Regions from separate parts of the Homo sapiens genome. Here region 2 is linked to region 1. The links are chromatin loops, found by intact Hi-C in ENCODE. Cell type or tissue: dorsolateral prefrontal cortex. All regions are shown on one strand. Links, peaks and the distances in the headings refer to the core of each region. The heading gives the core; the rest is flanking DNA.

The links. Peaks named below come from ENCODE experiments on the same cell type or tissue, not always from the same donor. Only the 100,000 strongest peaks of a DNase experiment are listed, where the experiment ranks them.
Region 2: it touches region 1 in a loop (10-fold over the local background); 1 of 110 quality-filtered maps calls a loop at or near these places.

Annotation. Positions count from the first base shown.
Region 1 is chr2:14,754,413-14,762,403 of GRCh38, forward strand. No RefSeq gene overlaps it. Among named protein-coding and RNA genes, the nearest start is that of LRATD1, 130 kb to the left of the region's middle. In dorsolateral prefrontal cortex, for the core only: no CTCF peak of the experiment used is centred there; a DNase peak (open chromatin) is centred at 2,842; H3K27ac peaks cover 672 bases.
Region 2 is chr2:14,674,369-14,682,359 of GRCh38, forward strand. No RefSeq gene overlaps it. Among named protein-coding and RNA genes, the nearest start is that of LRATD1, 46 kb to the left of the region's middle. In dorsolateral prefrontal cortex, for the core only: no CTCF peak of the experiment used is centred there; no DNase peak of the experiment used is centred there.

The sequences.
Region 1 (7,991 bases), core at 945-5,944:
CATCTTTATTACACCCACTAGTCCTTAACCTTCACAGAGCTTGAGTCTCGGGGCATTTAAAAATTATTCAGATGTGTAGCCTCACTACCCAGAAAATGAAATTCATCTTGTCTAGGGCAGTTTTGTTTTAAAAGCTCCCCTAGTGAGATAACCTAACAGAAAATCTAGGTGACCTTGGGTATGGTGATGACTTTTTAGATACAACACCAAAGGCCTGATCCATGAGAGAAAGAAATGATAAGCTAAACTTTATTAAAATTAAACATTTCAGTTTCACAAAAGACACTGTCAAAAGAATGAAAAGACAAGCCACAGACTGAGAGAAAATATTTGCAAGACATATCTGATAAAAGACTGTTGACCAAAAATACAAAGAAATTTTAAAACTTAACAATAAGAAAACAACCAACCAAGACCTTAACAGACACTTCACCAGAGAAGACAGACAGATGGCAAATAAGCATGTGAAAAGATGCTCCACATCATATGTCATCGGGGAAATGCAAATTAAAACAACAGCGACATACCATTACATGCCTATTAGAATGACCAGAATCCAGAGCATAACACCAAATGCTAGTGAGGATACAGAACAACAGGAATTCAGGTTCATTGCAGGTGGGAATGCAAAATGGTACAGTCACTTTGGAAGACACTTTGGTAGTTTCTCACAAAACTAAGCATACTCTTACCATATAATCCAGCATTAATGCTCCTTAGTATTTACCCAAAGGAACTGAAAGTTTATATCCACACAAAAACCTGCATGTGGATATATATATCAGTGTTATGAATAATGGCCAAACTTCAAAAGCAACCAAGATGTCCTACAGTAGGTGAATGGATAAATAAGCTATGGTATATCAAGACAATGGAATGTTAGTCAGGGCTACAAAGAAATGAATTTTCCAGCCATGAGAAGACATGGAGGAAACAAAAATACACGTTACTAAGTGAAAGAAGTCAATCTGAAAAGGCTGCGTACTATATAATTCCAACTGCAACATTCTGGAAGAGGCAAAACTATGGAGACAGTAAAAAGATCAGTGGTTGCCAGATTTGTGGGGAGAGATAAACAGGTGAAGCATAGGAAATTTGTAGAGCAGTGAAAATACTCTGTATGATACTATACTGTAGATACATGTCATTATATGTTTGTCTAAACCCACAGAACATTAACATTAACATGAACCCTGATGTAAACTATGAACTGTAGGTAATAATGGTGTGACAGTGTAGGTCCATCCATTGCAACAAAAGTGCACACTGGTGGGGGTTGTTGATAGCTGGGGAGGCTGTACATGTGTAGAGGCAGAGAGTGTGTGGGAAATCTCTGCACCTTCCACCTAATTTTGCTGTGAGCCTAAAACTGCTCTGAAAAATAAAGTCCATTAAAACAAAAACAGAAACATAAAACAGCTCTCCAGGCATACAGGTTTGAGAACCACATCCTGAGTCGTTTTACATATATAAACTCGAATACTCAAGATCAGTCTGAAAAGTGTTTATTATTCAATTTTATAAGTAAGGAAAGCCAAGCTTTAAAAGGTTAAATAACTTGCCCAAGATCACACAACTAGTGATTGGAAAAGTGAGACTCAAACTCAAGCCTACCTTTTACCAAGCCCATGCGCCTTCTCCTGGGCTGCTTCAGGCAAGGGAAAAAAATCTCCCAGTGTCACAGTGAGGCAGTTCTTGTACTCAGAAGAGGCCATGGAAAATTTTTGCTTAAGAAAAGGGAAAACAGCTCCTGTTATGTGGCTGGAGGTGGGTGGAAAGCATCTAAACAATTTTCAGAACATGATAACTCTGTTTCATGCTTCAGCAGGATAAAAATGGCTGGGCAGAAATTTACCAAACTTTTAGCAGAAAAAAAAAAATCACCTTTGGGCTCAGAACTAGTCTGATAAATTCCAGCCTAAAGGGTGAGTCAAAGAATGCTGAAATGTGCTGAGACAGACTTACGAAAAAAGACTCTGCAATGATAACTATGGCAAAGCCAGTGCTGTCGGACAAGTAGCCTGGTCTCAGAGGTCAGATTGGCCAGAAGAAAAATTAAAAGCTCCCTCCAGCTTTCGGTTTCTATGTATACACTGTTAACTGGCCTTGTCTGGGAAGAAGTTTGTCTCCTTTGCTTACTGAGTCCTACAGGAAACAAAAGTGGGCCTGGTGGGACTTGTTTGTCAGAAAGAATACTAAATGCCTTAGTAGACATTTTAAAATGAAGAGCAGTTTCTTTTTGCCTTTGTGTCCTCATAGCTGAGCTCCCACATATCAGTAAGAACACACAATGTTTGGTTTTCCATTCCTGAGTTACCTCACTTAGAATAATAGTCTCCAATCTCATCTAGGTCATTGCAAATTCTGTTAATCTATTCCTTTTTATGGCTGAGTGGTATTCCATCATATATACATACCACAGTTTCTTTATCCACTCAGTCATTGATTGATGGGCATTTGTTGTTAACTAGCAACCCAGGAAGCCATAAGTTTTCAAAGTACATTCAAATTCTTTGAAATTAGAAATACTACTGTCTTTACCAAACTTTGGAAACTGGGTGCTGAGAACAAAGTGGTACGTTTGCTTTTTCGTACATGACATTATGTAGTAGGATGGTACACAAGCATTTTTTTTTTCTTGGTAACCAGAGGAATGTCAACGAAGTCTATTTTAATGAGTGAACAATCTCATCTTGACTGACTGACTCATCTGCTGGTTGCAACATGTCCACACATCCCACAAGACCTCTGAAAACACTGAGTGAGTCAGGGAGGATGCAGAAGCTCCAATGTGAGGGTGTCTGCAGCTGCCTGGGAACAGCAGCCAGGGCAGAAGGAATGGACACCACCCCCGACCCCATCCTCATATGCCACTGAAGGGCTCCTGAAGAGTTCAGATGGTTGGCCTCAGAGATTGTGCTCAGGGTGTATGGATTTGCTGGGGCTGCTGAAACAAAGCACCATACCCTGGGAGGCTTTCAAAGCAGAAACCTGTCTCGCAGTTCTGGAGGCGGGAAGCCTGAGATCAAGATGTCTGCAGCTCATTTCCTCCTGAGGCTGTGAGAAAGCCTCTGCCACAGGCCTCTCCCCTCATCCCGCAGGCCTCTCCCCTCACCGTGGTCACGGCGGTCTTTGGCATCACTGGCTTCTGCTCTAACACCATGATGACTGCCTTGGTCTTTACAAAGCATTGTCCCTGAGTGCATGCCTGTCTCCAAATTTCCTATTTCTGGGGACACCAGTCATGCTGAGTTAAATCTAGTGTGACCGTAAACTAACTTTCCTAATTATATCTGCAAAGACCCTATTTCCAAACAAGGTCACATCTGACGTTCTGGGGGTTAGAAGAACTTCAACATAAGAATTTGGAGGGTACACAATTCAATCCCATAACCAACTGGGACTGTCCTTTCAACCAATTCCCCAGGTGATCATGTCAACCTGGTTAGATAACCACTATCTTAGAGTAGAAGCCTCACCCTTTGGTAAACTCATCTCCATCACAGAAAGAAATTAAAACACATGCACACACAAAACATATGCCTTTTGTTCCCCTTACTCCTCTCTTACCACCCAAATAACTCAGTTTTGCTTTGCTCAACTTACTTTCTTAGACCAAAAGAGAAAGAAAAGAAGATTGGGGGTTGAGGTGTTTACAGAAGGCGATTATGAAGGGGGAACATATTCAGGAGGGCATCCAAACCCATCTCTGCTGGCTCCCCACTGTGGCTGCAGTAAGATCCAGAGATCACAGTCCCCAAGAGGGGATTTTATATTGGATAATGTTCAAGGTCTGTGAAAGTTTGTTCTTGTCCCTAAAGATGTTTGCTATTCCAAACATCAAATAAAATTGAACACCCATATATAACATGTTTTCCTCTGTGAGAAATCCAAAGAAATGGCACCTGCTCCTACAGCCACTTGACGTACATTTAATTTTCTTGGGAAAGGGCACAGCCAAAACCAAAATACTTAACGTGTGCATGTAAAACAGCATGGAAGTGCTATGAACTTGATGACCAATGAGGAGGAAAAGGAGACAATTTACAACTCTTATTAAGAGCATCATAAATGTTTGCTCCAAACAAAAATCAGAACCTTTTTTACAAGTTAAAGGTAAGTTTCTAGCCAAGAAAAAAAATACATGAATATCTACAAACTGAGGAGTTCTCTACACACTCTGTATGTTACAAACATTTGTGTTTTGTCTAAAAGAGGTAGTTACATATGTGGGGGGTGGATAGTGCTACGCAGAATTCTGGGTCGTGAACAATCCAGGCTACACATAAGCCAGAGTGATCTTTGAAAATGCAAATCAAATCATGTTGCCTTCCTGGTCAGCAACTGTGAAGTGTTTCAATTCCACTAGGAATGAAGTCCAAAGCCCTTGCCAAACCTGGACCTGACTAATTGACTACCTTCCACCCCATGGGATTAGGATAAGGAGGGAAGCTGCAGAAGTACACCTATAAGAGAACAACAGCAGAGGCAAGGGGGCTCTTCTCAATTGATTATAAGAATCCTCACAATAGAAGAGTACACCATCATTGCAAAAGGAGTCCAGCAAATGCCTCTTCAAGGGAGACTGCCATGCTTTTCCCACTTCACTCACCAAAGCCAGGATTGGGGTAAGGCAAGAGAGATGCCTAGGGTGTAAAATTTAAGGAGATGCTCTCAGAGTCCTGCAAGTGCTTCTGTAGATTTCGCATGCTAGGTGCCTCTCTTGCCTTACCCTAGCCCCAGCCCGAACCCCATCAAGCATAATAGAGATGCTATAGTTAATTACATTTGATTTAGATCAGCTGCCCTACCACACACCCAGCTGGCTTCTGACGTAGCCTGAGCCAGCCTCTGTAAAGGGAACAGAGATGACTCAGGACCAGAGTTTGAACTGACAAGCTTATGATCTGACAAGGGACGTAATGCAATTAGCTTGATACTCAGAAGGCCACGACAAGTTCCCTAACAGAGGGTCCTTGGTATGTGGGAATGACACAGGAAGGAATTGCTCCATGGGGGTTAGCATGGCCTCCTCTAGGACATCACATTTGGGATGGACATTGAAGAATGAGCAAGATTTTGACAGGTGAAGCTGAAAGTGGAAAGATTCCCAGTAGAAAGGTGAATGTGAGCAAACATGATTTTTACAAAGGAATATAAGGTAAAATGATGCATGGAGTGTAAAGAAAAGGTTTCAAGGGCATTCTGTGCCTAGCCTGCAAATGCCTGGGCATCATCAAAGTCAACGCAGCTCTTCAAGCCTGATATTTTTTCTGTCATTTTCTTTCTAATTAGTACAGGAGTTAAGCTCTCAAGGCTTAATTTTACTCCTATGCCTGTGTTAATGGCAGGATTGGCTATTAGCTGATGTCAAACCTGATTCTCCTCCACGTAGAGCATTTAAACTCTGCTCTCAGTTAATTCCTTCATCATATACTGAAGAAGAGTTTCCTCATCCAGACCTAATGACACTCTGAGAAGGAAGGTAACAGACTTCAACACACCAGCCAGGGGATTAAATGCACTAATTAAAATGCAATGCCCCCCAAGCCACCTGGTTTCCAAAGATCAGCAAAGCCAAGAAGTCAATGAGGCTAAAAGTTCAAATTGGCAAGTGGAGCAAGGATCATGGTCCCAGGAGGGAGGCCCCGGAACAGCTCCAAGCAGCCAGGCAGCTCCCACTTGGAGAGACGAAATGCTTTCCAATGGCTGTGTGTAACTCATAATAACATAATTTTATTCTTAGAAGCAATTTCCATTACTGGCCCTGTTTATTATCACATTATTTTCTCAATAGCAGCAATAAACACACTAAACTCTCTCTGTTTGCCCACATTTTTATTACTGTTCACGGTAGTCAGGAAAGGGTAAGCGGTGAAGAATGCATTCATTACCGGGGATCCCGGGGCTGCTGGCCTCACTGCCAGTCTGACAGCCCCACTGCGGCCTCAGAGGTGGCCGGGAGCCTGAGGCGACCCCAGGGGCCAGAGAAAAGCAGGTGGAACCAGACAGCAGTGCCCAAGCTGGTCAAGCTCATGGTTACCACCAACGAATTTGTTTTAGTCTCCACATTTGTGATTTCGACCTAGTATTTTATATATATATATATAATATATATATACCAAAGTATATATATATATTATCTATATACCAAAGTATATATATATAAAATATATATACCAAATATATATATAATATATATATACCAAATATATATAAAATATATATATACCAAATATATATATAAAATATATATACCAAAGTGTATATATATAATAAATATATATCAAAGTATTTTATATACCAGTATTTTATATATATACCAGATAGTATACCAAAAATGAATATTTGAGCATTCTGAAGAGTGGTTGTCAAACTGCATTAGTTGTGGCCTTCAGTGGGTTATGAAAATTTGTTTCAAATTTGAAAAAATTTAATGGGTCATAACCAGCATTTTGTAAATGAAAGGATTAGAACAGCATGGATGACAGTAGAGTCATCAGTTTGAAATGCTTTTGTTTTGTTTTTGTGTGTGTGTGTGTGTGTGTGTGTGTGTGTGAATGCATTGAACCATGATAGTTTCTTACCATAGGTTGATGTCAAAAATGTTTGAGAAACACAATTTATGATTCTAGCCTTCAAAGAAAATGATAGAATCATGAAATAAAAGAGCAGCTGACCTTAGAATTGGAGATAAGTGGGTTTGAATCCCGACCTCCCCACTTGCTCACTGTATGACTTCGGGCTTGCCGCTTCCACCTTCAGTCTGCCATCTGAGAGTGAGTGTGAAACACCTGCTTCAGCAGGGCTCTTGTGAGAATGTGGCGGGTTAATGTGCACTGTGGAAAGAGCAGCAGGTCTGAAATCAGAACCCGTGGGTGTCTGCTCAGCCCTGTGATTCATTAGCCGTGATTGAGCAGAGTACTTTATCTCTCTCGGCGTCAATCTCATCATCTGTAACATGTGGGTAATGACATCCACCGCACAGGTTTGTTGTGAGGATTAATGAGATAAAAAGATGTGTATGTGCGTTGCAAATGGAAAAGTGCTGTAAAATGTGAGGCTTGTTATTTCTGCTTTATCTAACGTTGATGCTGTTCCTAGTGGATTCTGGTGGTCCTATCTCAAAAGCTACCGGTGAAGGCCACAGCCAGGCATAGCCTGGGATGTGCTAAGGTGGAAGCATCAGTGAGTGGCAGGGCCTCAGACAGAAAACCAGAATGTTGAGGACTCTCCCTGAGACTTCCTCTCTCCTCTAAGGACCTGAAGGACTTCAGATGTGCTTCAGGGCACTGCTATCAATACGAAAATGAGGACTTTCCACAGAGATAAACTGCATGTCAGGCAGAGGCAGCCCTGAGACCCCATTCCAAATGTGTCAGATGATATAATTACAATTTATTCTCTTTGCTGACGGCAGCCTTTTAAAAATCCATTCCAGTCTGGTTTCAACAGAGCCGTAGGAGCCTTAATGAATATCAGGGCCTTCTACACACCATTTCCAAATAAAGATTCCAGGGCTGCTCTGAGGAGAAACTGTCAATTGGTCTGGTGGCACTTAGCGGTGTGTTCTTTCTTAAAAGTGGTGTGACTTTTCTTAAAAGCTCCTTGGCGGCTATGAGAATACACCCAGTTTCGGAGCATTTGCCTGTGGAAACCAGAAAGCTTGGCCATCCAGAGACTAAGATTCGTTTTCTGTAGAGGCAGGGAACATTTCTCATACTTTGTTATGCTTAAGAATTTCCCCAGAGTGTTAGGAAGTTTGAAGGATCCTGGGCCTCATTCCCCAGACATTCCAGTTAAGGTGGGGCCAAGGACTCTGCAGGACTGCTAAGTATCCCTAGGTGCCTCAGAGGGAGATGCAACAGAAACCAGTCCCCCCAAACACACTGCAAATTACTGTCAAATCATTTCTCTGAGCCTGCTTCATCAACTGCAAATTGGAACGATGCTACTCCCTGTATGTCTCTGTCACAGGGCTATGTGGGGGC
Region 2 (7,991 bases), core at 2,020-7,019, 79 kb before region 1:
GAATGAGAGCAATCTAGGACTCAGGCTGACAGAGCAGCTCTCTCTGCAACATCGCTGGTCATTATGGGTTGAATTGTGTCTCCCTAAAAAGATGATAAAGTACTGTCCCTCAGTACCTGTGAATGTGATCTTATTTGGAAATAGAATATTTAGTTGATCAGGTGAAGATGAGGTCATTAGGGTGAACCTCTAACTGAATTTGACCATTGCCCTAATAAGAAGGAGAAATTCAGACATAAAGACAGATATGGGCACAGGGAGGACATCTTGTGAAGATGAAGGCAGAGATTAGGATGATGCTTCTGCAAGCCAGGAAATGCCAAAGATTGTCAGCAAACCACCAGAAGTTATGGAAGAATCATGGAACATTCTCTCTCACAGCCTTAAGAAAAAAGAAAAAAACCTGCAAACACCTTGAATTTTGATTTGTAGCCCCCAGAAGTATGAAACAATAAATTTCTCTTGTTTAAGCCACCCAGTGTGTGGTGCTTTGTTAGGCAACCCCAACAAACTGATACACTGGCTTTGTTGCAGAGAGATGCAAGAGAGAAAGAGATGTTGCAGCAGCTGCAAAACAGAGATACAAAGCAGGTGCTGCCTTCCAAAGCTTCTGCTCATACTCCACTGGACAAAGCACATCACACAGCTAAGCCTGATGGCAGTGGTGGTGAAAAGGATTTTCTTCACACAAGGACTACCCCCCCGCCCCTGCTCCAGGGAAGAGCAGGGAATATTTTTAACAATAAAACAGTCTACCGTAGCAACACTATCATCACTATAGGCAGATGGGTATTGAGGGCCATTGAACTCAGGCCCAAAGACAACAACTGAGTGGTACAAGCTGAATAATTTGTGGAGCCAGTATATTATCCCTGCTTTTCTGCCCCAAATCCAAGGCTATTCCTACTGCATCCCCAAGGAATTCTAAAGGTAGCCAGTTTGCCAATACTGATCCCTGTCCTGGAAGTGCTAATGCAACTCCCCTTCACAATATCAGCCACTTGGTTAAGAATCATAAAATTAGCTTCAAAAATAAATAAATAATTAAACTTGTATAATAATCAAAGGTCAGTCTTTATGCTCTTTCTTAGCATAAAGCCTCTCATTAGAATACTGCCTGAGCTTTTTTCCTGGGTAAACACATGTGTGAAATCAGGGCATTGGTTTGATTGTTGTGGTATTATACAGCTTTGTATAGATTTGCCTCGGAAAATGAACCTTTGAGGGTATTAATTGTGAGCCTCTTAACCAGCTCAGCCCAGCCTTCTGCTCACAATGTTTTGAGAGGCAGTAGCTAATTAGGCCAGTTAGGTCAGGTCAAGCCTACTATAGTGCATCTGGCTGGGCCTGCATCATAAATTAGGCCAGCTCCACATCTGGGAGGGCAGAGCTGGAAGGCTCCTTGCCCTTAGGCTAGCCAAATGTCCCAGTATGCCCAGGACTGAGGGGTTTCCCAGAACATGAGACTTTCAGAGCTAAAACTGGAATCACTCCCAGGAAACCAGGATGGTTGGTCACCCCAGGCCTCCGTCCTCTTCAGTAAATCCAAGTCCAGAATTTTCAGATAGGAAACTCGAGACCAGAGAGGGAAGAGAACATCCACATCACATAACCTTAATGTTAGGGGGACCAATCATTCTGGTTTTCCCTGTGAGGGGGCTGCCACGCAGTGGGACTTTCAATTTTAGAGCTGGAACAGTCCTGGGGAAACTGGGAGGAGTGGTCATCTCATCCAATAATGTCTTATTTTACAAATAGAGAAACTGAGACCCAGAGAAAAGTGAGTTGTCCAAGGTCACATTGGAAATAAATGGCAAACTGGGAGCAGAAGGAGGTTTCTTAACTCCCACTCCAGTGCTATTTCTGCAGTATAATACAGATTTCTATCTATCAGTAAGTGCCTATTTATTCACATTATTCAAGCAGCTTTCAAATTTATTTTGAACACTTTGTAAAGACTAGAAAATGGACTTCAGAATGGGAGACCAAGATGGTCCTTTCCCTAAGAGCACCTTGCTGAGGCTGAGGAGTGCCACCTGGCTATAGATCTCAGGGGCTCTCTTCTCTAGGATTTTCAACCCAGGAGATCTCTTCTACACAGAGCTTTTGTGATATCTGTCACACACACACAAAGATAAGCTCCTCTCTTCTCTCCTAATTGATATCACCTGTGCTCTTCTCCTGCACAGCTTTTCCAAGCAGACAGCATGCAAACACCTCTAATTCTGCATAGTGGATTCAGCACCAGTGGACATGTCCTTCTTATCTTACCAGAATGCCACACAGTTGCCACATCTAGGTGTCTGCCTCAAATCCAAGACCCCAGTCCCAATCTCAGAGTTAGCAAGGGCTTAATTTGAATCATACCTCTCCCACATACTGTCCACTTAACTTTGATGAAATCACCTAATCTCTGTGGTCTACAGTTTTATTATCTACAATATTGCTCTCAGGATTCTTAAAAATCATTGTACAGTGTCTGATGCATTACTGGGCCTAGTAGTTATATAATAAATGACAGATTTATCAATGATATACTCTGATAACTTGTTAACAGATTACAGAGTCATGCACATCTGGGTTTGAATTTTACATCTATTACTTATTAACATTATGACCAGGAGTAATACACTTTTAATTTCTGGCACTCAGATTGTCTTTGCTGTAAAGATCATGAATCATAGTCCTCTATCTGCAAGGTCACTGTATTTGTTTTTCTACAAAATGTGTATTCAATAATGTAGCTATTGTTAAAAATTGTCTTTGACCAGCGCTCCTCCACAAGAAATTCCCATGGAAAAAGTGGACACAGAAAACACTAAGTGCCAAATAAACACCATTACTTTTAAGTTCCCACCACCCTAAATTCCCAAGGCAGGACCATGGAGAGCTCCTTTTGATTTTTATAAGCTTTTTCTGTTTTGTTTTGTTTTGTTTTTGTTCTTTCTCTCTAAGAACTGGAGCAGAGCATTCTTCTGAGATCTCCCATCTACCTTTTTATTTAAATATAAATTTAAATATTTACCTTGTTTTTTCTCTCACTCACTGTATTCATGGCTATGTGTCAGTTCAGATGGGTTCAGCTGCATTTAAAATAAGAAAACCTTACGAAACATTGACTGTAAAAGATAGAAATTTATAAAATAAGTTAAGATGCAGGTGTTTTATGGCTGGTAAGGCTGCCTGACATTCCCAGAGAGACTGAAACCTTTCCTTTTCTAGTCTGCCATCTTTAGCAAGGGGCTTTCATGTTCAAGGATGCCTCATGGTAAAAAGATAGCTGCTGGAGCTCCAGCTATTGTATTTAGATTTGAAGAAAGAAGGATGGAAAGAGGCTAAGGCCAAAATCCCCATTTCACTATCACCAGATATATAACATTACCATTCTGTAGCTACAAAAAAAAGCCAGGAAATGTGGCTTTTGTTTTCTAGGTCTCAGTTTCTCAACTTATAAAATTGAATATTTGGCTGTGTGATTTCGATGTCCTCTCCCACTTTATAATATGTGAACTTAAAAGACTGTATTTCCTGACTTTCTTTGCAACTGAGAGATATCCATATGTGAGTAGCAACCAAAGAGTGGGACTTTTGGAGAGCAGTTTAAAGGGATTTGGTTCAGTTGGAAGACGTTTTAGTTGGGTACATTGCTGCTCTGTGTATCAGGGTTCTATTGCTAAGAAAAGAGAGAGTAGGTTTTGGATAAGCAGCTCATGGTTTCTGCCATATAATATTACATTGTTTATTCATAAATCAGTTACATTCCATAGGTAAATCTGCAACCATTCCCTACCTTTGTTACCTCTAAAATACCACGGTAGCTTCCTGCTCGTACCATAGTTGATCACTGCACTCTGATTCGGTGGTACGAAACCCCCATAGGATTGGTTAAATTTTGATTGATTGAATTCTCCTTGTAATCTGACTCTGTCCAATCAGTTGGTGAAGTCTCATTCCCTAGGTTATCTACTCTTATACAGATAAGGAGCTATATGAGTTTATAGTTCACATAATAAATAAATGTTTTTATTTATTTATCAAACTTTCACATTCCCAGTGAAGGATAATTCCCCAACACAGTCTGAACTTGGTCTTGTCTGGCTGCTTTATTAAATTGTCTACTCTACTGAATATTGTCCTACTTATACTTAAAACATTCTAACTTCACCACTGTGTATATGATGTTCTTGTCTAAAAAATAATTCATTTAAAAAGTATAATGATTTAAATAACCTATAAAATAAAATAGACTCTACTAACAGCTACATATATTTTCAAAAACAGTAGAAGAATATTGCCACACCTGCAAATAATATTGCCTAATAACCATGAGATGGTTTTTGTGAGGCTGGCTATATAGCTATTATACTCCTATTATCCTACAAATTTTACACATTAAAAATCATGAGACCTACAGAGCCAAGAATCTTCTCCAAAGACAGTGATTCACCCCACCCCCTATTTTTGTAGAACATCTGAAAATTTGGAACTTATTCAGTTTGGGCCTTTTTCTGTATTTGTTGTTGTTATAATGTGAATCAAGTACTTATGACAATCCCTGTTTATGAAAAATGACTCATAGTTTTCAGCAAAAGTGCCAAGCTCAACTGTGTACAGCAGAGTATTGGGAAGAGAAAGTTAAATTTAGCCTCCAAGTGAGGAAATGAAGACAGGGAAAAAAAATTAAAACTGTTCTCCAACATCCTGCATCAATGTGTTGGGTGGCCTGTGCTTAGTCATAAAAGCAGCCAGAAAAAAAGAACAATAAATGCAAAAGACTTTTAAAGACGTAATGTGCAATATGCTCTAGAAGTGAATTAAAGATATTTAAGTTATTTACAAAGAAAATGAAATGACCACTTTGTTATAGGATACAGGACATAAAATCCAGCAGTGAGCCATTCAGTGGACTTACAACAGGGATCGTGTCCTGAATTTTACCAAGCTACTTTTCAATGACCCTGGAAACATGTTTCATTAGCTCAATCAACAGCAAAGGTGATTCTTTTATTGAGAGTTCTTTACAGATTATAAATAAAGATTTATTAAGAATGAATACAGTTTTTATTTATTGAGAATCTGCTGTGTACCCTTCCCATCCGTGCTGTGTGATGGAGACAGCACCATGGAAAGGCAGGATGAGTGATACAGTTTCAGGGATCCCAGAAGTCTCTTCACTCTCCCCCAACCCCTCCTCAAAATGTCTCTTTTGATGTTAATCCCTTATGAATTCAAGTCTACATTTAGAGGAGCAATAATTTAAATCAAGGCTGTATCCCACAGTGAAGCACAGATCCTCTATGGACAAATCCAGTCTTGAATTTCTATCAGTCTTTTACCTCTTTGTGTGAATGGAGTTATCAAATAGACAGGAGAGAAGAGAGAACATGGGGCATAGTGCCGTTTATTGCAGAAGCTGTAGTTAGGCTCCCTGGAGGCCAAATCTGCCCCTGCCGATTTGCATCTCTTAGCACTTGTCATCAGTGTTCAGGAGGAATCATTCTTCTCTGGATAGCCACCAACATAGTGTATCTGCAGGGGTCCCAAGGGGGGCTATGTGCTCTGAAAGCTCCTCCAGAACTTGCCCACCACATGTACCACATGTCGCTTCAAGCTCCCTGGGTATGACAGTCTGGAGGCTGCTTCTCTTAAAGTGCAGAACTATTAAGGTCCATTTTTTGATAAATCACTTTTCAATTTTAAAAGAATATTCTTGTCCATTATATTTGAGCCACACGACAACCCTACAGGGAATGTATTATTGATTTCATTTTATACAGAGAAAATGGAGGGTAAGAGAGTGTCTCCAAGTTACCCAGTTAGTTTGGTTTGGATTTTTCTAACCTCCGCTATCATGTCTATAAAAAGATCTACCTGGAACATCACACACTGGGGCCTGTCAGGGGGTGGAGGGCAAAGGGAGGGAGAGCATTAGGACAAATACCTAATGCATGCGGGGCTTAAAACCTGAATGATGGGTTGATGGGTGCAGCAAACCACCATGGCACATGTGTACCTATGTAAAAAACCTGCCCTTTCTGCACATGTATCCCAGAACTTAAAATAAAAATTAAAATAAAATAAAGTAAATCCACCTTACATTTTCATAATACATTTCAGCTCACAAAGCTTTTTCACACATAATCTCACCAACTCCATCTGATTGAGCACCATTGTTTTCTGCTACTTCTCTCCAAAGACTTCCAAGGGCTGAACTTGTTTCTTGGACTGATCAAGTTCCCCACAAATAAGCATAGAGAGAAGGCAAATGCATAAGGCAGGAGTCTATGTTTGTAAAACACACATAAATAGCCATATTCCCAGGGGCAAGAGAAGTGGCTGGGGAGTCAGGACCCTGCGACGGAATCCCAGGTTCATTACATGTCATCACTGTGGGCAAGTCAGACTCTGAACTCCTTTTCCAAAGCTGTAACATAGAGGTTAGATGAAGTGATATACATGAAGATGTTTTGTAAATGGTTACACACACATCAGGGGTTATAATAATCAAAAACAGGGTCCCCACCTTGAAGGGACTTGAAGATTTAAACTTTATTCATCTTCACACGACCCAGCTTAAAATAGGTTAAGTAAATCATTTGAATGATCAAATGCACAAATAACGTATACATCAAAAAAATGAGAGAGGCCTGAACTGTGACTAAGAACAGTGTTTGGGCAGGCAGGAGGAGAACTCCATTGATTAATTTCTCCCATTGATAGTGGGCCTCACAATGTGGGGTGCAGTTCCCTACACATTTTCTCATTTCACCTCCATCCATTTTGGCGGTCACAGAGCCTGTGCTCAGTGAGATTACTAAGTAACTTGTCCACCGTTAGTGACTAGAGGGGCTGGGGTTTGAGCCTGAGTTTGTGCAATTTCAAACTTTTGGCTTATTCTCTGCAGTTCACTGAGCACATTGAATGAGGAATTCTAGACCCTTGGTCCTAAGTAGCTACTGGTATTGTTTCTCCCCTACACCCTACTTATTACAGGATTTGGAGTTAAGATTAAACTTTCTCCAGGCTCCCCGTTAACGTTTCCTGATTTTGTTCCTTCAGCTTGCCTGAAATCCCCTGGCTCCTTTGTTGCAAATGGCCTCACTTACTGTACTTCCCTAGGAGGTCATCCATGGATGACCATGTTCACTACCATTTATCCATTGAAGACTTGTGGGTCACTCTCTGCCTCACCACCTCCATTTCTACCTTCATTCATGATGATTTCAAAATCCAAGTAAATGATAAAACCGACAAACTGGTCTCTCAATTTCTTACCCCTAAAACTGCACTTCTACTCCATTTATCACTCACTCCTATTGTCATTCCCTTAGCCATTTTCATTGTTGATAACATATTTCTTCAAAATTTTCTCTTTTAAGTGACCCAATCTGCATCCACTTATCTTTCACCCATATTTCTTTTAGTCACGTGACTCCAAAAGTTCTACGATCCCTGCAAAAGGTCAAAGCCCTATCACCTTTTCACTATGATAAGTGACCTCACTTCTGGTTTTGATTTCTGGTCCATCATTATAACCCTCAACTCTCCTGTACCTCTCTCTCTATCCTTGCAACATGCCAACCCTGGTTAAACCCAACTCTCACTCTACTTTATACCCACATTTAAGGAGCTAAATAAAACTAGATTTAAAACACAAAAATATGCCTTTTGTGCCTATGGATCTCAATTTTAATTTATGATCACAAATTTCAAGTGTGCTTTCAATGTTTCTCCCAAATGCAAATACATTTTCATTCACTCTCTCGTTCTCTAGGGTCACTATTGCGACTTTATCTTACTTCCTCAAATCTTAAAATATTCTAGTACTTCTTCCCTCTCAGCTGCTGACATTCACTGATTATTTCACTAACAAACAGAACTACCACAAGAAGTGCCTACCTTCTCCAACCCCCCAAACTATAAACTTACCCAATAGCTATAACTAACTATGATTTCACAGAGTTTTAATAACTGATAAGCATGAGTGTTGA